Regions from separate parts of the Homo sapiens genome. Here all the other regions are linked to region 3. A link is a loop called in an ENCODE intact Hi-C map of the cell type or tissue named here. Cell type or tissue: endothelial cell of umbilical vein. All regions are shown on one strand. Region 1 has its middle 340 kb from the start of LINC01809. Region 2 has its middle 330 kb from the start of LINC01809. Region 3 has its middle 440 kb from the start of LINC01809.

The links. A loop is a pair of places that touch in the nucleus more often than their neighbours do. Peaks named below come from ENCODE experiments on the same cell type or tissue, not always from the same donor. Only the 100,000 strongest peaks of a DNase experiment are listed, where the experiment ranks them.
Region 1: it touches region 3 in a loop (16-fold over the local background); 3 of 110 quality-filtered maps call a loop at or near these places.
Region 2: it touches region 3 in a loop (8-fold over the local background); 3 of 110 quality-filtered maps call a loop at or near these places.

The regions. Positions count from the first base shown.
Region 1 is chr2:83,182,306-83,190,305 of GRCh38, forward strand. No RefSeq gene overlaps it. Among named protein-coding and RNA genes, the nearest start is that of LINC01809, 340 kb to the right of the region's middle. In endothelial cell of umbilical vein, no CTCF peak of the experiment used is centred here; a DNase peak (open chromatin) is centred at 3,966; H3K27ac peaks cover 2,337 bases.
Region 2 is chr2:83,192,621-83,200,620 of GRCh38, forward strand. No RefSeq gene overlaps it. Among named protein-coding and RNA genes, the nearest start is that of LINC01809, 330 kb to the right of the region's middle. In endothelial cell of umbilical vein, a CTCF peak has its summit at 3,810; a DNase peak (open chromatin) is centred at 3,791; H3K27ac peaks cover 391 bases.
Region 3 is chr2:83,078,528-83,086,527 of GRCh38, forward strand. No RefSeq gene overlaps it. Among named protein-coding and RNA genes, the nearest start is that of LINC01809, 440 kb to the right of the region's middle. In endothelial cell of umbilical vein, no CTCF peak of the experiment used is centred here; a DNase peak (open chromatin) is centred at 3,484; H3K27ac peaks cover 2,285 bases.

The DNA.
Region 1 (8,000 bases), 100 kb after region 3:
CCTGACCGCAAGTGATACTTCCACTTTGGCCTCCCAAAGTGTTTAGACTATATGCACAAGCCATTGTGCTCAGCCTTAAGACATTCCTATATTGCTACAACTGAAAATTTTTTTTTCCTATTCTATGCTACTTCTTTAATGCAAAAGGATATATTAATTTTTTAAAACTTTATGGTATAGTCCAATAAAATAGGTAAGGGGGAGGTCAAGGCTAGTTACTATAGTCTGATAAGAAGGTATTTTATTCTCAGCAGAAAATTGTATTTCTGGAGGAAAAATGCTACACAACTTTGTTAAACAAAGAATCTGTTCTCTCTCTCTTCTGAAATGTTGAAGCATGATTTAAAGAAGTGACTGGGTCTCTCTTGATTAGCTGGCACAGCAGCCAATAGTTCTAATCTGATGACTACAAATAAAATTACTGCAAGATTCAGTTTGTATGATTTTCATGTTTTGAACTCCCCTTCCACAGCAGTTTGGTATCTAGCAAATGCAGTAGGCCTTTTAATTTTTTTAAGTACAAGCAGCAGCTATGTTACACATGAGAAAAGAACTATGTTGATTTGAAACTCATGGGCAGCATCAGAAGCAGAGACAAGCTGTATCTAAAGTGGACAAAAACAATGGAATAAAAAAGAGACTGGGCACGTGGCTCACGCCTGTAATCCCAGTACTTTAGGAGGCGGAAGTGGGAGGATTGCTTGAACTTGAGAGTTTGAGGCCAGCCTGGGCAACATAACAAGGCGTTGTATCCATAAAAATAAAAAAAAAATTAGATAAGTGTTGTGGTGCATGCCTATAGTCCCAGCTACTAGGGAGGCTGGGGTGGGAAAATTCCTTGAGAGGTTGAGGTTGCAGTGAGACATGATCACACCATAGCACTCCAGCCTGGGTGGCAGAGTAAGACCCTGTCAAAAAAAAAAAAAAAAAAAAAATAGACATATGCTGCTAAGTGAATTTTAAAAAGCAATGCTAAAATAATATCTTTTCTTAAATCTACCTGGTTTTCTAAGAACTTTCTACTTAATTACCTTTTTGGGGAGATCATACGCAGATTTGCTGGCTCTGCCAAAACTCTAGAAGATAATCTACAGTATTCTAAGCCATTACTGGCTACTGTTACTTGACTTAGAGTTATTTTATTATTTATTCTATTATAGCAATATTAGATCAAGGACAATGTAAAAGAAAAGTCCAAGGGAATAAAGTGGGAACAAGCAGTCAGACTATGAGGAAGGGCATGCTACACAGATGGTACTAAAATGTGCGGCCCACAACCAGCGAAATAAAGATAGGGAGAGGGAAGAGAGTATTGCAAAATATATTTTCCCAGAAATTTCCATTTTCCCATTGGAAGGAGACCATAACGCACAACAATATAAAATATCTAATTCCTTTTTGACATCTCCCAGAGAACATTTGAGCTTTTTGTAAAATTTAATTGGAGCAACAAAAACAACAAAAATACTCAACCAGAAAGATAACACGCTTGTGCACTAAAATGATACAACATTAATGAAAGAAATATTAAAAGACATCTCATATCCATGAGGGGGGAGGGGGGAGGGATAGCATTAGGAGATATACCTAATGTTAAATGACGAGTTAATGGGTGCAGCACACCAACATGGCACATGTATACATATGTAACTAACCTGCACGTTGTGCACATGTACCCTACAACTTAAAGTATAATAAAAAAATTAAATAAATAAATAATATTATTAAAATGTCCATACTACTCAAAACAATCTACAGATTCAATGTGATCTCTGCCAAAAGTCCAATGGCATTTTGTTACAGAAATAGAAACAGCAATTAGAAACTAAATATGAAACTACAAAAATCCTCAAATAATCAGAACAATCTTGATCGATAAGAACAAAGATGGAGACATCAAACTTCCTAACTTCAAATTATTTTACAAAGGTATAGTAATCAAAACACTATGGTACTAGCATAAAAACACACATATAGACCAATGGAACAGAATAGAGAGCCCAGAAATAAGCCCATGTGAATAAAAATCAACTAATCTTTGACAAGGGCACCAAGATTACAAAATAGGAAACAAATAAACCCTTCAATAAATGCGTTAGAAAAACTTCATATTCATAAGCAAAAGAATGAAAGTATAACCTTACTTTACTTACACAAAAAACAATTCAAAGTAGACTGAAGATTTAAATATAAACCTGAAAATGTAAAATCTCCTAGAAAAAAAAAAGCAGAGCAGAAAAACTCCTTGGCATTGGTCTTGGCAATGATTTTTTGGACATGACACCAAAACACAGGCAATAAAGGCAAAAATAAACAAGTAGGACTATATCAAACTAAAAAATTTTTGTAGAGCACAAGAAACAATCAGCAGAATGAAAGGGCAACATACAGAAACATTAAAAAATGTTCAAACCACATATCTAACAAGGAGTTAATATTCATAACATATAAGGAATTCATACAACTGTATATTAAATAACCAAATAAAAAATGAGGAAAGGACATAAATAAATACTTCTAAACAGAAGAAATTAAAATGGCCAAAAGATATATGAAAAGGTGGGAATGTAAATTTGTATAGCCATTGTGGAAAAGAATATGGAGACTTTTTTAAAAAATTAAAAATAGTGCTGCTAGTAGTACAGCACACACACACTACTACTTCTACAACACACACACAAACACACACACACAACTCAGTGTACATCAAAAGTAATGAAAATCAGGATCAGGAAGAAATACCTGCACCCTCATCCCTCACGTTAATTGCAGCATTATTCACTATAGTCAAGTTATGGAATCAACCTAACAGTCCTCTGATGGATGAATGAAGAAAGAAAATCTGTTTATATATACATACACATATATATGTGTATATATAAATATATGTAAAATATACACACATATACATATATGTACATATATGCACACATATATACGTGTATCTATAGCTATATCTATATATTTGTATATACATGTATCTATATATATAGATTTATATATTTATATAGATAGATATACTGCTTAAAAAAAGGAAAATCTTTCCATTTGCGACAACATAGATGGAGCTGGAAGATGGAGCTGGAAGAAATAAGCAAAGAAAGAAATATGGCATGATCTCACTTATATGTGAAATCTATAAAAGTCAAACACAGTACAGCAGCAGAATGTTGGCAGCCAGGGGTGGGAGGTGGGGAAAATGGAAAGATATTGGTCAAAGGGTACAAAGTTTCAGTTATGCAAGACAAATAACTTCTGGAGATCTAATATACAGCATGGGGACGAAAGTTAAAAATACTGTATTACATACTTGGAATTTGCCAAGAGGATAGATCTTACATTTAATCTTTTCACCACATGCACGCAAACACACAATGATACCTATGTGAAGATAGATATGTTAGTTAGCTTGATTGTGGTAAGCATTTCACAATGTATACTTGTATAAGAACATCAAGTTGTAAACCTCACATATCTATATGTATATATAATTTTATATATTAGTATCTTAAAGCTGTTAGCAAAATATGCCATTTTTAAAGAAGGAATTTAATTGGAGAGGACAGAGATAATCTCTCTATCTGTTTCATGTTAAAAAACTAGCTCTGTTTAATGGAAATAGGCACCTATTATCTGATGAGTTCTTCTCTTTATTTCATTAAAAAGATTTTTATAAAGGAGGAGTTTTTTTTCTGACTTAGACCAGTGAGATTTCATTAAACATACACATACAAACACACTCACAAAAGAGGACTCTCTAGCCAGATACGGTCTCATCATTTCGTGTTTCTAGCAAGATAATTATAGTGTAAAACATAGACAAATGTGGGTACGAAGAGCTTCATTTTCTGCCTAGCTTGCTGAAGGTCAAAGTTTGGTAACCTGTGGAGGAAGCCTTCTAGTGTGAGCCCATCATCACATCATGAACAGCAAATATAGCATCAGCTTCCTTCCTGAGCCTTGTGATTGTTCTGTGCTGCAAGGGGAAAATCAGTAGAGGACATCCTGAGGAAGTGAAAATCAGCTTTGCCTTACTTCATTTGTACCAGCTTTCAGAATAAGATGATATTGCCACTGATGAGTTTCTTTTAAATGACTGTTTTCTCCAGCGGTATTTTATAAACGGTTGTTGCATTAAAGAGTAAATGAAACCTCCCCGAAGAACACACTCCACCATGCCTTTAGTGTCTTTACTGACACATCTGGGAAGACGGATGGACCCTAAAGAGCTAGCTGCAAACTAAGTGAGTCACATTTGTCTCCCAGGAATGTTTTATATGCTGCAAAATGTGACAAAGGCCATTACGGAGATTATATTTCCCAGCAATGAATCCGCTGTCCATCCTCTGCTATTCCAAACATTCAGAAAATTTCTCAGGAATTACTGATGGCCCAGAAAGCAAGCAGTCATTGACTCGCTGCCCTAATATTTTCCCTGAAGATAGGGCAATGACAATAAATTTCTTAAATTGAGAATGGGTGTTGAAATATATGAAAAAAAACTTTCTAAATTCTACTCATTCAAAGTTTTATATAAAAATATTTTCCACAGTTTATGTTGATAATCAGGTGTATGTTACTATCAGCTAAACGAAAAATTTCAATATTGCAAAATATATATTCTTGGCTTTCTTCTAAAATTTGTCATCTGTGCCACCTATTCATTTACAAATGTTAAATTGTTTAAGTCAACTAAATCCTTGTACTATTTACTGAGAATATTTAAGCTAGAAACACGGTCTCTGACCTTGAGAAGAGTATGAAAATAAAATTAAATGATACATATGCAGCAAAAGTGCACAATTAAGAAGTAGACTATTTGATGCATATCTGGATACATTAGCAGTAGATACACTTACAGGATGCAATAATTGTCAATGTTTCCAGGAAGCAAGTCCAATTCATGGTGGTCATTAAAGGATGAACTGTTAATTTGACAAGTCGAAATGTGGGATACACTTTTAAGACACTTATGGATTCAGTAAAAATGTATGTGTTGTGTATTAAAGCCACATCACATCCAGGCATGAAAGATGCTGTTTGGCCCAACACACCCATCAGCTCTGACTACTGTCTTTCATGCTGCTTTTGGTTTACATCCTGTGCCTGGGTTCTCAAATGGCTCAGTTTCAGAGCTCTCTCAGAACCACAGCTTTTAGCCCTGGTTTTCAGCATTCCCCCAGTTTTGCCCTTTGAAACTCCCAGTAACACCTTCGTAAGGCGTTTCACTTTATATGCAAGGCTCTGTTTCTCAAATCATGCACAGGAACTCCTGATTTCTTTTCATTGACCTCTAGAACTAACTTCTTGTGCTCCTGGAATAGGACCTTGCTGTACTTGCTGGTGACAAATAGTAAACAGAATGCCAGTCAGAAACATAGCAAAACAAAATAACAACAATAATGTATGTTTCTTTACCTGGGCATTAATTTTCCTGAAACTAATTGTTTGAGCATATCAGAATGACTTGTGAACCTCTTTACCCATAACATTACCCATCATCCATAGCGTTATTATGTTTGTGTTTTTAGTCTATAACTGAAATCTAGCAGCTTCATCCTGCCTCTTGCCAAGAGAAGCTATAATGCTCAGTGAAGAACCTGATGTGGCCCCACAAATACAGTCTTATGTAAACAATTAAATGTAGTGATTGAACCCACTTTCTGTCACCTCAGAAGGACAATCAACTTTTAGGACCATTCTTAAACATTTAAAGGACTTGGGGCAGATATAGCAGGCAAGAGAAAACATAAAAAGACCGAGACTTAATATAATATAGAATTGATCTTGCATAACTGCAAAACCTCTAGCTTCTGCATATTCCTTTATTACTGGAAAATTCTGAATTTATTGCTTTTATCTGGGCCCCAACTTACTTTCTGCCATATTGAATAGTAGTCAGTTACTTAGAAACAATTAATATAGTTTATTGTAATGAATTTCTTCTTCACCCTTAAAAAAGTATGTGTGTGTGCATGCATTTGTGTGTGTAATAAAAGCATAGCATATAAATATATGTATTCATTTTTAGTATACAGTTTTCCAGTTCTAATAAGTTATCAAGAAGGAATTAATTATCAGGCCATGATACGAGAGGTGAGGGAAAACCTACTTCTCAGCAGTTAGGTCAGCATCAAAGAGAAGCTGATTGAATTGACTTGGAACATAGCAGAAAATGGAAAGTAACATCAGGAGCTCAGGAAGACAGAGTAGAGTTGATAAATCAGTCCCGAACATGCAAAGTCATTATTGTAAAGGGCAGTGAAAAGACCAAGAAGTGAGCATGATAGAGCTGGATGAATCAGTGGTTAGCCAGGAGGCCTAAAGATCTGAAATTGTTAGTTGAGCCTTGAGTGTTACCTGCTTCTACACCTTTCTACTTCACGAGCCAAACCACTTTTAAAAAAAGGCAGAATGTTTCCTACTCTAAAAGAATGTAGCAGAGAAAATCAAGACATGATACTTCACACATCATTTTTCATGTCATGTTTAGAAAAATGTATCCATATTTTATAATTAAATATATTTACAATATCAAATATATGTCTATAATTTATCATTATAAATTATATAATCTTTATATATACAGACAGAGAAAAAAGAAGAGAGAGAGAAGTGGAGATTGGAGAAGTCTTGAGACATTCTGAAATGGGCTTATATGAGAAATCCAAAGAATGAATGAATCCACAAAGAAATGACTAAATCTAGAAGAGTTAAACAGGTACATATCATGGTAGGTGCCCGTGTCTTCATCTAGGGTTGAGGAATAATGGAGTATGTCTACGGAGATTGTCTCTACCTAGCATATATTTATTAACCATATTTTTGTTAGTGTCACAAGTTAATAACTAAAATAAATCATAGCTATTCATTATTTTACACCACATGTGCCTACCAGTATCCCAACAGGTGATTATCAAACAGCTTTCTAATTTAAATCCTTGTTGCTCATTATTCTTCCAAACTTTATGCTTAGGATTACTGAAATATTCCAGATGTAGCCTCATTTTACAGTTTTTCCTCTTTATAATGGATTGTTTTGTGTTATAGTAAGATGATTGCTGTGCAATCACCTGGTATATGTCAGCATGTTATAACACTTTCAGTAATTTCATCTTACTTCGTACATACTGCAACTCGTTACAAATGAATGCATAAAAATATGAAATACCCCTAGCAAATCATGATTACATAAAGGCACTCAATTTTGTTTTTCCACAGGAAATTTGGAAGTAACTTCTCTTAATAGGCAACATGCAGTTTTGAACCCTTAGCTCTGGGGTATCCACTGATGAGAACAGTTGGTGAAATAAAGATCATGCTCCCAACCGTAGTTATTTTCAAGTAGGTCTACTCGGCAATTTGTTTTAGTGGTTCCTGTGGCTCTCTGTAAGAGAGGACCACCTCGAATTTCACTTCGAGTCTCTCTGGTGGAGGAGGAAAAACCTCTCCTTTTATTCAGCTTTTATATTGTATTTATAGATGTTTGCCTAGTTTAGCTCTGGAGTAGAATTAATATATTTTACTTCCATAATATAACTATAGAAAACAGTCATATATCTATAATTGTATAAAATTGTATGATTTTAGGTGTTCTTAAAGCTGTTGGGTTGTTGGAATCACACCTTATTCCTGTATTATGAAATTCTGTTCTCCTCTAAGAGTCCACCATTATAAGGTGTTTTCCCTATAATTTAAGATTTAATTTCCAGTAAAATAAAGTCATCTGGATTATATGACCATTTAAGTGTCCTCAGTTGCTTACACCATATAGTATTTGAAAGATATGGGCATCAATATTTATAGAAAGGTAGAGGTTTTTTTTTTTTTGTACTTACTGTGGTAGTAAGGAAGAAATGGCCATTACTGCTTGTACGTTAGTCACATAAGAATATTATATGTGAAGTTTCTATATAAACTGTAAAGTAGATATTCAGAACAAGCTATTATTATACAAAGGTAACTGGTATTCTTTCCATTTAGCATGTTAAACCTCAGCC
Region 2 (8,000 bases), 110 kb after region 3:
AGAGGGTCTCACTCTGTCACCCAGGCTGGAGTGCAGTGGTACAATAATGGCTCACCAAAGCATTGACCTCCTAGCCTCAGCCTTCCAAAGTAGCTGGGACTACAGGCATGTGTTGTTGTGCCTGGCTATTTTTCAAATTTTTTCTGGAGATAGGGACTCACTACGTTGCTCAAGATGGTCTCAAACTCCTGGGCTCAAGTGATCCTCCCACCTCAGCCTCACAAAGTGCTGGGATTACAGGCCTGAGCAACCATACCCAGCTGAAATTTTCTTTATACCAATTAGCAGAATACACATCACATTGGAGACAAAGTACAGGGCTAAATTAAGTTAGTATAATGCCTAAGTCCAGACATATTTCCAAAACACATTAGTTTGTGGGATAAAACATTGCTATAGTGATGATGATGATGATAATATTAATCACTAAAATTTTTGGCTGTTGTACTGGGTTCTTTCTACTCAAATCCCAATATAATTATGCATTAAACAATTTTATTTTCAAAAAGAAAAAATTACTAATACAAGTTAACTCATTTAATTATTATCACTTAGCTAGTCAATAATGACTCCACAATTTGATTTAAAGATGTGATATGCCCAAAATGACCTACAATTGTATTTAATGCTCCACTATACTATGGCTAGAAATAATAGTGATATATTAGTCTAGAAATGTCCATAGCTCCTCATCCTAAATAACTAGAAATTTATTACCATTTCATAATTAATTGATTCGAACATCTAGTTTAGTTACAAAGAAAATATTTCAAAAAACTATTTCAACTAAAAAAATACCGAACTGGTACCAAACATTAAGAATAATGGCTATACAGATATGCCCTGCAATGTCTTTGCAATAGTGAGATTCCTCATTCTTCCTTTCTTGTTTTGTTTTAAATCTTTATGTTCTGTGATTTAAACAGACTTCTTCCAAATATAAAGCAAAACTATAAAGTGTAAGAAAAGGGTCAAATAAAATAAGTGCCTTTAATGGAAAGAATACAAATGATTATTCTCTAATTGTCTCAGAAATAAAAGAAATATAATCCTACGACAGTTCCTGGACTAATCAAAATAAAGTAAGTGAAAAAGAGAATTTCACAATTGTTTTTCTTTTGTTAAATCAGGTGCTATAAACTATAGAAATATGAATGAAAATTTTTATTAGCCTAAAGTGTCAACTGTCATGATTAATGTATTATGACAAATAAATTAGTTAAAATTATACTTATATGTTCTGGATTGTCTTATTCATTTTTAGATTTAATTTTTTTTCACTTATATGGCTCAGTAATCTACTTACTTCTAGCAGGAATCCTCTAATGTAGATATCAGCAGGTTTAGTGGCATATGCAACTCTAACAAGGATGAAAACACTCATGTGGTCCTTACTACTTGAAGCTGAAATTATTTAGTAGCTAAAAACATGAATTTTCACATTACGTAGATGAGTATAAATCCATATTTCCCTATAATGGGATCTTAGGCAAATAATTCAAACTCACTAAATCTTAATGGGGCACAGTAGCTCATGCCTGTAGTCTCAGTGCCTCAGAAGCTGAGGTGGGAGGATCTCTTGAGCCCCGGAGTTTGAGTTAAACTTGGGTAACATAGCAAGAACTCATCTCTAAAAAATAAGCTTCAAAAAAGAAAGAAATACAAACAACCTACAAAATATCAATATCTCATATGTTGAAAATGTGGATAATATCACTTTAAATATTTTTGTAAAAATTGAATAAGGTTATGGCATACCTGGCACATATTAAGCATTTCATAAATAGTATTTTATTAAAGGCATTATCATCCATCAGTGTAAAAGGATATGTTCAACTTATATTTGTTATATACCTTCTATATACTGTTTTAGTTGTTGCATGTACAAATATTTTTAAAATTTCTATAATAGAAAATTATATTTCTATGATAGAATAGACATACATAAAAAGTAATAAGAACAATTTATAATGTGTTGGTTACTGATGAGTACTGTGATGAAAATAAAAGTGGAGAGACCCACCAGGCTTCAGTTAAGAAATGGAATGTTTTGAAGTTATAAATGAAGTGGATGGGCAAGCCTTCACTGAGAAGGAATATTTAAACATATGTATCTTTCTACATTTTGGTGTGTGTCAAAGCACATAAAACGCCTGACATACAGAATTCCCCACTCCATTTTGGTTTACATTTTGGCATAAAAAAATAAGTCCAATTGAAATTATTTGTGTACGTATTTCTGTACCACATTGGCTGTATTAATGGAGACACACGCTTGCACTCAGAAACACACATATATATGTAAAATATATAAAAACTTTTATATATTTTATAATTTATAGTTTTAATGAATTTATGCATACTTCCACATATTTATACATATTTACATATCCTTATGTTGCATAATAAACTTCAAAGATATTTCAAATATCATTGAATGCTCCATTAGAAATGGACGAGCTGACATCATGATAAATTTCATGGAGATAGAGCTTGCTAGACTTAGTACCTGACGAAAGTTGCAGGTTGCAGTGAAGGAAGATGTCTGGAAAAATTCATGGGTTCTAGGTTGGGCAACAATATAAATGTTAGTGACACACAAGAAATAAAAATGTAGAAGGAAAAATAAGCTTGAATGGAAAGATAACATGTTTCACATAAAATATCATAGAATATACTGAGGTTTAAAGATCTAGGGAACATTAGATATAGATAAACGTCACGAAGCAACTTGTTACCTAGGCTATCATGTGTAATAGCCACATCACTCTCACATCAGAAAGGCTGATTAAAGGGATGTGATGCAAGTTAGCAGAGGAGAGAATTTCAAGAAGTTTTATGAGCAGGTCAAAAGATCATTGTATGTATCAATTATAAGGTCATGCTTACTGGAGGCAAGTGAAGATTTAGTGGAGTCCTGTATGTAGACGGGAGTTAGTAGCTTGAAAGCAAATGGGTTGTGAGATGAGGAGGTAGAGCTTGGTTTTGAAAGATATAGTAAGTCTTCTGTTAAGTGCCTCCATCATCTCAGCAATTTTCCCTTTATGACTCTTCTACATACTGTAGTTATTTGTCTCATGTCTATATCTGTGGCCAGGGTGTGAGCTTGACATGATGCATTATTCTTCAGTGAGCCCACCAAAATAACACAATTTTGTCACATGAGTATTCCTCCAAAAATAATGTGTTTGAGTGGATCGGTAATGAGAAAAATAGATGTTATTTTAGGGGTGCAAGGATTCTTTTTTCTTTTTTGTATTAAGTGTTAATGGATTTAAAGTGTATAAGTACCAAGTAGAGACAGAAAGAAATGACAATATGGAAAACACAGAAGCATGATAGGTAGATAACACCAGTCTTGGTTGAAAGGATGTGTGAGGATTGTGGAGAAAGGAGAGGAGGGTAGGGAATAAAATGAAGAACAAAGTGGGAGGGATAATCCTTGAAGAACAGTAACAAACCTGCTCTGAGCGTTGAAGACAGTGTAAGGATATAGTCACAGATTTAGGTGTGGTAATGGAAAACTAACTTTGATGTTTTCTATTTCTTTGTGAAATAGAAAATAAGGTCATATAGTGGAGGTAGGAGAGTAGGCAGAATGAAACACATATTGATTTTGCTTTAGCTCTGAAGACTAAAAGCCACCTGTACTTAAACAGAAAATTCAGATTTATTATACCAATAGGGCTAGTCCTGGATCCTATTTAGCCAGAACTTTTATTTTTCTGACTGCAGTTTTCCTTTCTTTTTACAGTTGACCACAGTATAGCTAAATGCACATCTTGATTTTGCATTAAAATGTAAGACTGCCCTCTTTCTGCAATAATTCAAACTGCAGGATGTTTGCATGTGATTAAATGTTGACACATTGTACTACCGTTTTTCAACTGTATGCATAGTAGAGCTCCAGATTTCCTCCAATTATTTAATTTATATATTAAGTTTAAGTATAAACTTAATGTTTAGTGTGTGTGTGTGTGTGTGAGAGAGAGGCAGAAAATGAACTTGAACAAGAATTAAGACACAGAAAACTTTAATGAGAATTAATAGTTAAGAAAATAATACTTATTATTCTTCTAGAAATACAAGAGAAAGTGCAACTATAAATTGACATTCTCCTTTATTGTGAATCCACTAACAGGTTTAGCCCTAGGTCTAGTAAGTCTCCAAGGAGATATTCAGGAATATATTCCAAAATCCCATGTTTATTGTCTTCCATAAGCTTTGGTTTGTATGCTTTGTAGTCAGGGCCATGCACAGCTCATGTGTGACTTGCTAGGCTGGCAAACTGCTGATGTGGCCGATTAGTTGGCTCCATTTGGAAACATGAATATTATGCTTAGAAAATAGTGTTGCTAAGTGAGTTTCTCTCACTCTCTTATTTTTTAACTAACTGAGCCAGAGGAATGGATTATACATATTTGTTGTTTTGCATATAAATTGGAAATTACTCCTTTCCCCTACCTGCAGTTGCAAATAATGTTTCCTCCACTTTTGTCTGAACAGCAATCTCCATTTTTAGATGAGCCCTGTCCAAATTATTGGAAAATTATAACATTTGCTGACAGCCTCCTTTAAAGTGATCAATCAAACTTCTCCAAGAGAAAATTATATTTTTAAAGGAAGCTTTATAACTTTAATGGCTTCAAAGGTCAAGTTATTTCTTTTCTTCAATTTAAGGACATGTTCTTGAGTCAATCAATATTAATTCAACATAAGACCTTAGTCCCCAATTTCACCTCTTATGTTAGCTAACATAATTAAACCTGTGTTGCTGAGCAAAATGTCAAATACCTTTTTCTTAGGACAAAGTACTCTATCTGGGTTTTCTTTTTCAATTTTCATTAATTTAAACAAGCAAATTTATTTTTATTGTATTGAGCATCAAATAAAAGCAATTACTCAGCATGCTTCTGGATTTGGTAATGAATATTTTTTTCTGAATTTGAGAATGAGGCTTTCCATGTGCCCCCTCCCCATCTGTCAGGCATAGAATTGGTTGGACTGTGGTGAGCAGCAGTCACTTGGGATAGTGTTTGCTTAGTCTTAGGTTCCAAACCCTCAGTAAAACTCATTTAAAAACTGACTGAGACAGAGCTCAATGCACTAAAAAGTCTTCTTGACTCTTTCTCAATCTCTCTTTTAATACCATGAGCACTGACCTGAATTAGACTGACTATTCTTTCTTGGTATTTAATTTCTGCATAATACTTTCCATATAATTCTCTGGAATTCTCGATGACTTTGTTCTAACTTTTACCTTAGATTTCTGGTAATTGCTTCAGATATACTTCTACCCCTCCATTTTAACAGTACTCAAAGCCCAGTGTAATGTGCTTTTCAAATAAGACCAATTCTAGGCTTCACTGAATCTACTGCACACACGATTACAAATCTAGAATTTTCTAAATGCTAATGGGAAAATGTTGAGACTTTTAGAGAACAAGTTTATTCAGAAAAAAAAAACTGAGCTAAAATGTAAGATTAGATATTCCAATAAACTAAATGCCAATAATGTGTATTTTTCCAATATGCCATTCTGAAACAAAGCAGAGTATTCAGATAATTGTGATACTATTTGATACATTATTGTTTATTGGTCTCTCTTCTGACATTTAAAATAAGAAATGTTCATTTATTCCTTAAGTAAATATTACAAGACTGCTAATTGTACATCATTTCATTATGGATGTGTACACCCACACATATAAAATTATATATGTTAAAATATTTGGACTGGTGTGTGTGTGTATTTTGAGTAAAGTAAAAAAATGATGAAGAGGACCCAGATTAAAATGTGAAGTTAATGAAGCTGCTACTATACACCATGTCTTTTACTTCAAAAACACTTCAGCCTTGTCAATGTTACAGTATGTATTGGTTGGTTAGTTTAAGCTAAATAGTGTATGGTCAGTTTCTCTTGTTAGAGAATTCAGAAGCATTTAATCCAACATTACAACGCATAAATGATGACTTCCTATTTTTTATATTTCTGACGCTTTGACATCTGAGGCCTTGCTGATCCTAGAGACACTGTCCAACAAGGCCTAGCCAATTCCTAGAGACAGTAAAGGACTCACTGGCCTGCAAGGGTGACTTTCATATACAAACTAACCAACTAGCCCACATTCCCACCACTTCCTTTAATCAGGCTTACACCCTCAGGGTCACTATTCCCCTGCCCTAATCACCCAAGGGCCAGTACCAGACAACTAGGGACAACCCTGGTGCTCCAAAACATACTGAAATTATTAAAATTATCAGATCTTGAACCTACTGAGACAGAAATCACAATAAAGGCTCCTGCCCACATTCCATATTTTTTTCTCACTTTTCTCTCTCTTTTCTCTCTCTTTTCTCTCTCTTTTTTCTTTTATTTATTTATTTTTATTTTTTATTTTACTTTAAGTTCTAGGGTACATGTGCACAACATGCAGGTTTATTACCTATGTATACATGTGCCATGTTGGTGTGCTGCACCCATTAACTCGTCATTTACATTAGGTACATCTCCTAATGCTATCCCTCCCCCGTTCCCCCACCCCCTGGCAGGGCCCGGTGTGTGATGTTCCCCACCCTGTGTCCAAGTGTTCTCATTGTTCAATTCCCACCTATGAGTGAGAACATGCGGTGTTTGGTTTTCTATCCTTGCGATAGTTTGCTCAGAATGATGGTTTCCAGCTTAGACTCCTACACAATAATAATGGGAGACTTTAACACCCCACTGTCAACATTAGACAGATCAACGAGACAGAAAGTTAGCAAGGATGTCCAGGAATTAAACTCAGCTCTGCACCAAGCGGACCTAATAGACATCTACAGAACTCTCCACCCCAAAACAACAGAGTATACATTCTTCTCAGCACTTTTGTCTCTTGACTCACCTTGGTCACCGCATGTGGCTCTGCACGGCTTGGAATGCACCTTCCTTTTGTCAACTGTGAGTACCAAATTATCTTTTTAAAGGCAGTCATCTCCCAATCTGTTGTCCTAACTGTACCTGATTAAAAATCAACACTCACTATTTCACTCCAGGGTTATCATAAAATAAAAGCAAATACCCAGCATGCTTCTGCATTTCATAATAAATTTCAAGGCTTTTGTTCATTGTTCCATCTACCAAGCATAGAATTAGATGGAAAGTGGTGAGCAGTGGCCAGCTGGGATGGTGACTACTGGGGTGGTGAATACACAAACTTCAGATAGACCTAATTCTTATCTAAACCAGATCTTTGCTAATTGTCATAATAAATATTAAAAATGGATTTTCATTGGTGAAAGTAGACACATGTTTATAACTACTGTGGGTGACGTATATAATCCCTCTTTAGTGAAATGAATGTCTTTCAAGACATGTAGATGAGCAAGAATAGTTTAGAGATACTCTGCTAGACTGAGTTGGATGTGCTGTAGTGAAATGGCCCTGTGTCTGGTCAGATTTGGAAGTTTTAGATTGCCTACCTTTTCCATAGTATTAGCATATTTAATCCTATCTCTATAATAGTGTTGTGTTTTATTTTAATAAATGTTTAATGCCACATCAGAATATTTACAAGACAGAAAGCTGGTGTGTCATCTAATCTAGAGGGCATGTTATATAATTGTGCTGGGAAGTTTTACAAGGTAATTATTTCTCTAATAAATGTGAGGGATATATTGTAGTTTGATATTGGATTTTATTACCTTAGAAGGATTAGAGTGTGGTGGATTAACTAACTACAATTTATCTTGAAGTATTCAGTGGCTCCAAAAGTCTACCAAAAAATCCCTTATAATTTTGTATGGCCAAACTGGTTTAGGTCAGTTCCAACTCCCTGAAATACAGCATTCTTTTTTTTTTATTTCTTATCCTTTCTTCTTAATATGTTCCTATAATGAATAGATCCATTTCACACCATATACTTCCTAGATCTTCTTCTGCTACTACCATGATTATGTGTGTGTTGGGGCAGGTTGAGTTTAATGATTTCATAATTTTAATTGAAGCAAACCTGGCTAGC
Region 3 (8,000 bases):
CGTTCTTTTTTATGGCTGAGTAGTATCCCATGGAGTATATGCATCACATTTTCTTTATCCAATCCACTGTTGATGGGCACCGGGGTTGATCCTACGTTTTTGCTATTGTGAATAGTGCTACAATTAGCATACGCATGCATGTGTCTTTTTGGTAGAACAATATTTTTTTTCCTTTGGGTATATATCAAATACTGGGATTGCTGGGTTGAATGGTAATTCTATTTTAAGTTTTATGAGAAATCTCCAGACTGATTTCCACAGTGACTAACCTAATTTATGTTCCCACCATTAGTGTATAAGCATTCTCTTTTATCTGTAGCCTTGCCAGCATCTGTAATTTTTTGAGTTTTTAGTAATAGCCATTCTGACTGGTGTGACATGGAATCTCCTTGTGGTTTTGATTTGTATTTTTATATTGATTAGTGATCTTGAGCATTTTTTCATATATTTGTTGGCTGCTTGTATGTCTTCTTTTGAGAAGTGTCTGTTCATGTCCTTTTCCCATTGTTTAATAGGGTTGTTTGTTTTTGCTTGTTAATTCGTTAATTCGTTTAAGTTTCTTACAGATTCTGGATATAAGACTTTTGTCAGATGCATAGTTTTCAAATATTTTCTCTCATTCTGTAGTCTGTGTGTTTACTCTGTTGATAGCTTCTTTTCTTTGCAGAAGCTCTTTAGTTTAATTAGGTCCCACTAGTCAATATTTGTTTTTGTTGCAATTGCTTTTGGAGTCTGCCATAAAATCTTTGTCAGGGCCTATGTCCAGAATGGTATTTCCTGATAACTGGGATATTTTAATTTAGCATAACACTAGTTCCATTTTTTTAATATAATGTATATTTGTATATTGCTTTATTATTTGTATGTGTTTTGTGGGGACGGGTGTGTCTATGTTAAAGTTCCTTGCAAACCCACTCCCCTGTCAAGATACTTAACACATACATACAAAAGATTGCAGTTATCCATTCAAGAAAAAAAAGGCATTACAATTATTCAGTGAATCATGAAGTTAATTTTGAATTAAGCAATAAAATCTTAAAATGGTAAAGTTGCCCATCATACACCAACTGTGGATAAAACTTATCACTTGGGAACTAACAAAGGTTAGTTTCATAGGTGACAAATACAGAGAAAAGTTTTCACTCCCTTTGCCAAAATCGGGACTAATTTCTCTAAATAATTTTAATATTTTGAAATGGTTCCAAGATTTTTTGCAGAGAACAACTTATTTTTTATAGTTTTCATCTCTATTCACAAATTCTGAATATCAAATATTTATTATTATAGACATATTTTTAGGCAACTATCTGACACAAGTTTTCAGAAATCAATTTTAATTATTCCTAAACAGACTGTAATTCTGCAATTTGAAAAATGTTGCATGCAAATAGAAAAGGCATTATGGGGTAGAATTACCTATGTAGATATATTCTTTCTATTGTAATCACCAAAATTGAGGTTCAGGTGTTGCTCATTTGACAAGAGTGAAATATCAAATTATTTTTCTTATTTTATGAATGAATCTAGGACCTATACACTAAAGGCTAAGTGCCTTTGTGCTTCCCTTCTACTTTTCCACACCTATTAGGTAATGACAGACTCAGGTTTACTATGGATTATATTTCCAGAGATGAATGAATGACCCTAATGTTCTGAGGCACATTTTTGTAAACATTATTAAAATATGTGGAAAAAATAATCATTGTCTCAATCATATACTTTAAGACAAATGCTTGTTGAGTGTCAATTGTATATTCAGCTCTGCACTAAGTCCTGGAGAAACAGAGGTTGACAGAACAGAGATGGTCCCTGAAAGCCCTCTTGTTATTTACAATTTAATGGACACTTTTGCTCATAATTACCAAACTGTTATTTAAATAGTGAATTTTCTATTAATAAATATTAAAGAGCTGTGAAAACACCACAACATAACCTGGAGTGTGTGTGAGGGAATTCTTCCCTGTGGAATGATACATGCACTGAATCATAAATGACAATTGTGAGTTGACTACACAAAGAATGAGGAAAAGATTGTTCTGTGTTAGAGGGAGCAGACTATGCAATATGCTGAAGTGAGAAGACATGATGTCAAGTTATGACATATTCCATGTTTCAATTCACCTTTTTCAAGAACAACTGCATACTATGCACTACTATGCAGGTTCCATCCTTTTATGATGCATTTGATGTGCAGTACAATGTCTTACTCCTACTCTAACTGTATTTTCCCATTTATACCTTTTTATTTAGTGGCTGTGTGTGGTTACCCTGGTGTGAGGATCTGGGGCATGTGGCAGTGGCCGCTATTATTTACGGTGCTTTCCATAAAAATGTATGACTGATGTACATTGTCCTTTGCACATTGTATGACTGACTTGCATTAATGGCTAACAGCATCACTGAAATCTCTAAAGAGTGTGAAATATTAGTGCTAAAGGGTAAAATCATAATAATTTTTTTCAAATTAAGAAAAGTAAAGGCCCACAATCTCAAGCTCAAGTAGTGACTTCACAAAATGAAATTGATTTATTCTTAATTTCCTATAAATGTAAGAGTTTTTCATGAGTCTGGTAAAGGGTAAAGACATTTTAACACATAAATGCATAGAAAGAAACCAATTATGATACTGTCTTGACACCTGCAAAAAAATTCTCCAAAGATTAGAAAGGTTAATTTTATGTGTCACATAAATTAAGTTACAGATCTATGCAGGACAAAGGACAGGTTCAGAGGAAAGTATGAACCTAAAAGCATGACAATCAACTTGGTTTTAAAAAGAAAGCATTAAATCCTTACAGACATACCAGGATGGTCTCTCATTTCTTCATATTTGGTGGGCATTCAATAACCACGGAGGAAGAATGGAAATGTGGGAAGAACATGGCTCTAACAATACAAGGTTGTTGTACTAGCCTGACTAGCCCCTTCCTGGCTTTAAGACATGGAGCAGAAGTTGTCATTTCTTTGTTCTGCACACTTAAAATGAAGGCTTAGGTTATTTAAGGTTGAACATTTGGGACCCTGTATAATTTTACTGTGTTTTAGTTATTGTTTCCTAAGGCAAAAATACTCTGTTTTAATATTTTTATAAATCTAATTTTCATTCTCACATCACACTGTCTTTCCAACCCTGTTCTCCTAAACTTAAAAATACCAAAGTGAGAATACTGACATTATTGTGGTTGAAATTATGCATATGTATTACTGGAAAGTGTCAAATAATACAATGGAATCCCCCAGTCCTGGTTTCTGGAGCAATTTATTTTAATCTTTTTTATTATTGTTCTGGTGAGGGTTATTTTCATAATTCTAAATGTTGATCCTATTGCTGAGTAATGTGCTGTAGCCATCTATTATCTTCTTGTCATAAAGCAGGGATCAGAGACACTTATGTTTGTGAATAAGGTTTTCTTGGAAAGCAGCCAGCTCCATTTTGCTGCTTATTATCTAGAGATGTTTTCTCGCTTAGCAACAGAGTTGAGTGCTGCATAGCTTCTGCAGGAGACCTTCTGGCACACAAAGTCAAAAATATCTACTCTCTGACCTTGTACAAGATGTTTGTTGACCCCTGCCATAAAGGACAGGATGAGGCTTTGCCACATTTCTAAGCTCTTCTATTTCCCCTTCCTTTATGAACTTCTTAGAACTAAAATAAGTAATACCATTTGTTCTTCTGTCAACTACGCTTGGAATTCCTTTGTAAAAAAATGTAAACTTCCCTTTTGACAGTTTATCTTAAGTTTCTAACATAAAATGAGGATCTCTACATCCTCACACTGCCCATCATGTTTCCTCCCTCCTATCTGTCTTCTCTGGAATTCTACGATTTTGTTATCTTGAATGGGTCAGTACAATTCACCCAGCTTGCTTCTCATTGAGCCGTTTCCATTCAAAATGTGGCAGCCTCACCAACAACCCTGATCTCTTATTCTTGGATGCATAGGATGGCTACATCTTTCTGACACTTTCAGTTAGACAGGACGATGAAATCAATTTCTGGCCAATGGAATATGAACAAAAACAATCACAACTTCTAGCTTGCCCTTACACTTGATGCTTGCATTTTCCTCATGCAGAAACTAAATACGGAAGTCTTAAAAAATGTAGAGGCCAGTGGAGCTACAAGATAAAAGGTTAGTGACTATTCTGTCAACAAGCACTGTACTATGACATGAAAGAGAGATTATCATTTATCATGTAAGCAACCAAGGTCCTTTTCCACCATCCAACTGAAATGAAGCTTAGTCTATCCTCGTTAATAAAAAGAATGCTCTACCTTTGTAATTTAATGAATTCATTTTTTGCTGTTACCTTTACCTTCTTCTTAGAGAATATATGATTCTTAGAATATTTTAACCCCACATATAGCCTTCAAAATTATATGCTATTGCTGTCACATATTTTAGCACTAAATATTTTAATACCTGTAAGATATTCTTATGATTGCTCATTTAGGTAGTCATCGTTCATTCAGAAATTGAAACAATGTTTATTTGAATTAAAATCTTGAATATTTCCTCTACTAACATTGTTCTTTTGCCTGATAATTAAATTTTCTGTTAGTGTGGGGTCTGTGTGACAAATTTCTTCAGCTTGTTTTTTTCTGTTTGTGCATATGTGTGTGCCTGAAAATAGCTTTACTTCACCTGAATTCTTAAAAATTTTTCTAAATATAGAATTATTGTCTGGCATGTATCCCTTTTTATCACCCTAAAGGTAGGATTCTTACTGCATTTGCTTCTAATATTGCTCCTGAGAAGACAGCTGTCTGTCTAAATGCCATCCCTTTACGGTTAATCTGCCTTTTTTCCTGGCTATATTTTATTTCAAGATTTTTGTCTGGTCTTTTATTTTCTGAAGTTTAATATGTGTCTAGGAAGATTTATTTTATTATTTTAAGTTTTATTCGGCTTCTTTAAGAGTAAAATGATGCTTTTTAAATCATTTCTGGAAATTATTTTCACTATGGTTCATTAGACATTAACTCTGCCCCACTATCTCTGTTTTCCATTTAGGAGTTAAATCAAATGGAAGATAGGCCTTCTCTTCATACTGTCTATTTTGTGGTCTATTTTGGGTCTGGTTGGTCTATTTTGTTTACCTGTTTTATTATGTTTTTTGATTTTCGCTTTCGATGTATTTTGTCTCCATGATTATTTGCTGGATATAATTTTGAGAATTTTTTTTTTTTTTTTTGAGACAGAGTCTCGCTCTGTCATCCATGCTGGAGTGCAATGGCATGATCTCGGCTCACTGAAACCTCCATTCCCTGGGTTCAAGCGATTCTCCTGCCTCGGCCTCCTGAGTAGCTGGGATTACAGGCGGCGCTTGCCACTGCACCCGGCTAATTTTTGTATTTTTAGTACAGACAGGGTTTCACCATCTTGGCCAGGCTGGTCTTGAGCTCCTGATCTCGTGATCAACTCGCCGTGGCCTCCCAAAGTGCTAGGATTACAGGCATGAGCCACCGCGCCGGCTGTGATATTCTTTGAAATCACCTTTATTCCTTAAAATAAGATTTTCTTTTCTTTGTCGATCACCTGAATATGCTAGCAGTCCAGAGCCTGTGACTGAACTGATCTTGAGTTTAGCAATATCTATTTCTCTAGCTACAGTGTGTGGCCATTAGGAGTCCCAGTCCAGAGCAGAAATTGCATTCCTGGTCTTCATCTTTACTAGATACTGAATATAAATTCTATTTCTTGTTGGAGTACCACTTCCAAGTATGAAGTTCTTCCTTTGGTGACTTTTCTCAGACCCAAAGTAAATATAGTAGCTCTTGGGTCCCAACAAAATGTATGTGAAGTCTTCTCCACAAATGGTGGCTCCATCTTTGGTTGCCCAAACATTCTGACTCCTCTCTCCCTGACTTCTGAGTTTCTCTAATGCAAATCTCTGAGTCTTCTGTGTTGCTCTGAATTCTACTGGCAAACGCTTCTGAGCAGAAACAGCTCTGTTCCCTTCTTGAGGATGTAAGCCTTTCTCATTGCTTAAACCATTCATTTGTCATGATCTTATAAGGTCCTTGATGTTCAGATATTTTCTGTGTTTCATTTTTAGAAAATTTTTGAGCAGGATGGTTAGTTTAAATCAACTATTCCTTAATTACCAGAACCATTATGTCCTTGAAAATATCACTTTTATTTTTCCCTTTTCTCTCTTTCTAGAACTTTCGTTCATTGGGTGTTACAGCATCTATCTTGTCAGTTTATGAGGCTGACATTCTGGAGAAATTTTTCTCTCTCTCTCACCCTATTAAATGGGTGGTTGTGTTATTTTAACTTCTATTTCTTCTACTGTAAAAATGGCTTTTATTTTGAAGTAAACTTTTAATTTTTTTGTGTCATTTGTCAAGTAACCCTGGTATTCTTTATGGTTGTACTTATTTCACAAGTCTCTCTGAGTGGTATGTGATTTTTGAACATTCTATCTTCTTTTATAAATTATCTGTTTCTTCTGAGGTCACTTGTACATCTGATTTGTCTTGCTTTTCACATTATACTCCATTCAAATGTCTTGTCAACCTTTGCTGCTTCTTCATATTTAAGAATAAAGGGATCAGAAGCATGGCTGGGACCTCTGTGCTTGGCTTTCTATTTGGCAGGCTTTGATGTAGGGTGAGTGGACAGGGAGAGAGTTAACGGTTATACTGAAGGCTGATTGGCAGATTTGTGACACTTATCTTTCAAATATTTTATATAATATGTTACTAACTCTTGTTCTGAATCAGCCATGAGATAAAAGTAAAGCACATTGTTAAACAAAGAACGTAGAATTAATTTCCCCCAATAATAATTAAGAAAGATTGGGAAAAACTTTGAAAGAAATTTTAAAAGCCACTCAAAGCTTACGATTGGAAAGATTTATGGTACGGGAAGCATGCTTTATCTTTTGGTGTTTGACAAGTCAAAATGGATGTAGAAACATGGAATCTTAGTGTTGGGATTGTATTGATTGGTATTCTAACTCAATTTCCTTTTTGCACAGATTTACCTTTACTATGATAGCCCTTTCTCCCAGATCAAAGCAGAGAGGTCATAATTTGGAAGAAAAACAAAAAACACTATCTTTTAGGTTAGACTGATATAATTGTTAAAAGTTCTTCCCTGTGAAGTGTATGTGCCAATTTGACTGTGACATATATTGACTGTGACATATATTATGCCTTTATGGAAGGCATTTCATTATATAGTCTGTAAACATCAGCATATATTAATAATTGATGCAATTTTTGATAAGGGAAAATAGTAGTTTGCATTTATCTGGTTTGTGAATACAGCAGATTGGCAAATACATGGGTAAACAGAGCTTTAGGCATGATGATTAGTGGATCAACAAAAATGAAAAAACTACCTTCAAGATACTTAGAAGAATAACAGGAAAGCAATGCAAATGCCATAATCAAACATCCTGTTCAGTCTGAATAAAGTAACTTCTATAATGTAATCCATACCTAAGAGGCTTAATAAATATTTGCAAATATTTTTGTTGTATTTTCATTAGTAGTTCAGTCTTACCTCTAAACCAACATACAGTATCCTTTCGGCAAACCTTAAGTAGCATAATTCTACATCTTAGACTTAGTCAAAAGCTCAACTAACTCCCCTCCCCTCCCCTCCCCTCCCTCCCTCCCTCCCTCTGTCCCTCCCCGCCCCCCTCCCATTCCTTCCTTCCTTCTACCTCTTTCTCCTATAGGTATACACTTTTTATTTTAGTGCATTCAGGATAGTTTCAATAATAAGGTGAGTAAGTTTTCATAGCCTAAACCTAGTCTTCATTAACATTATTGAATTATGTCAAAAGCCACTTAAAATAGTGCATTTGTCTATCTCTTTTAAAATTAAGGGTTGTCTGAAGTTTTATGAAGCATCCTAGAGTCAAATCATCAGGTCAGTAAAGACAATGGGGATCCAAAATACACATCAAATGAAGTGGCTCACATATCTTATCAGCTTTAAAGCATAAATTTTGGCTCATTTATTATTTATGACCAATTTAAT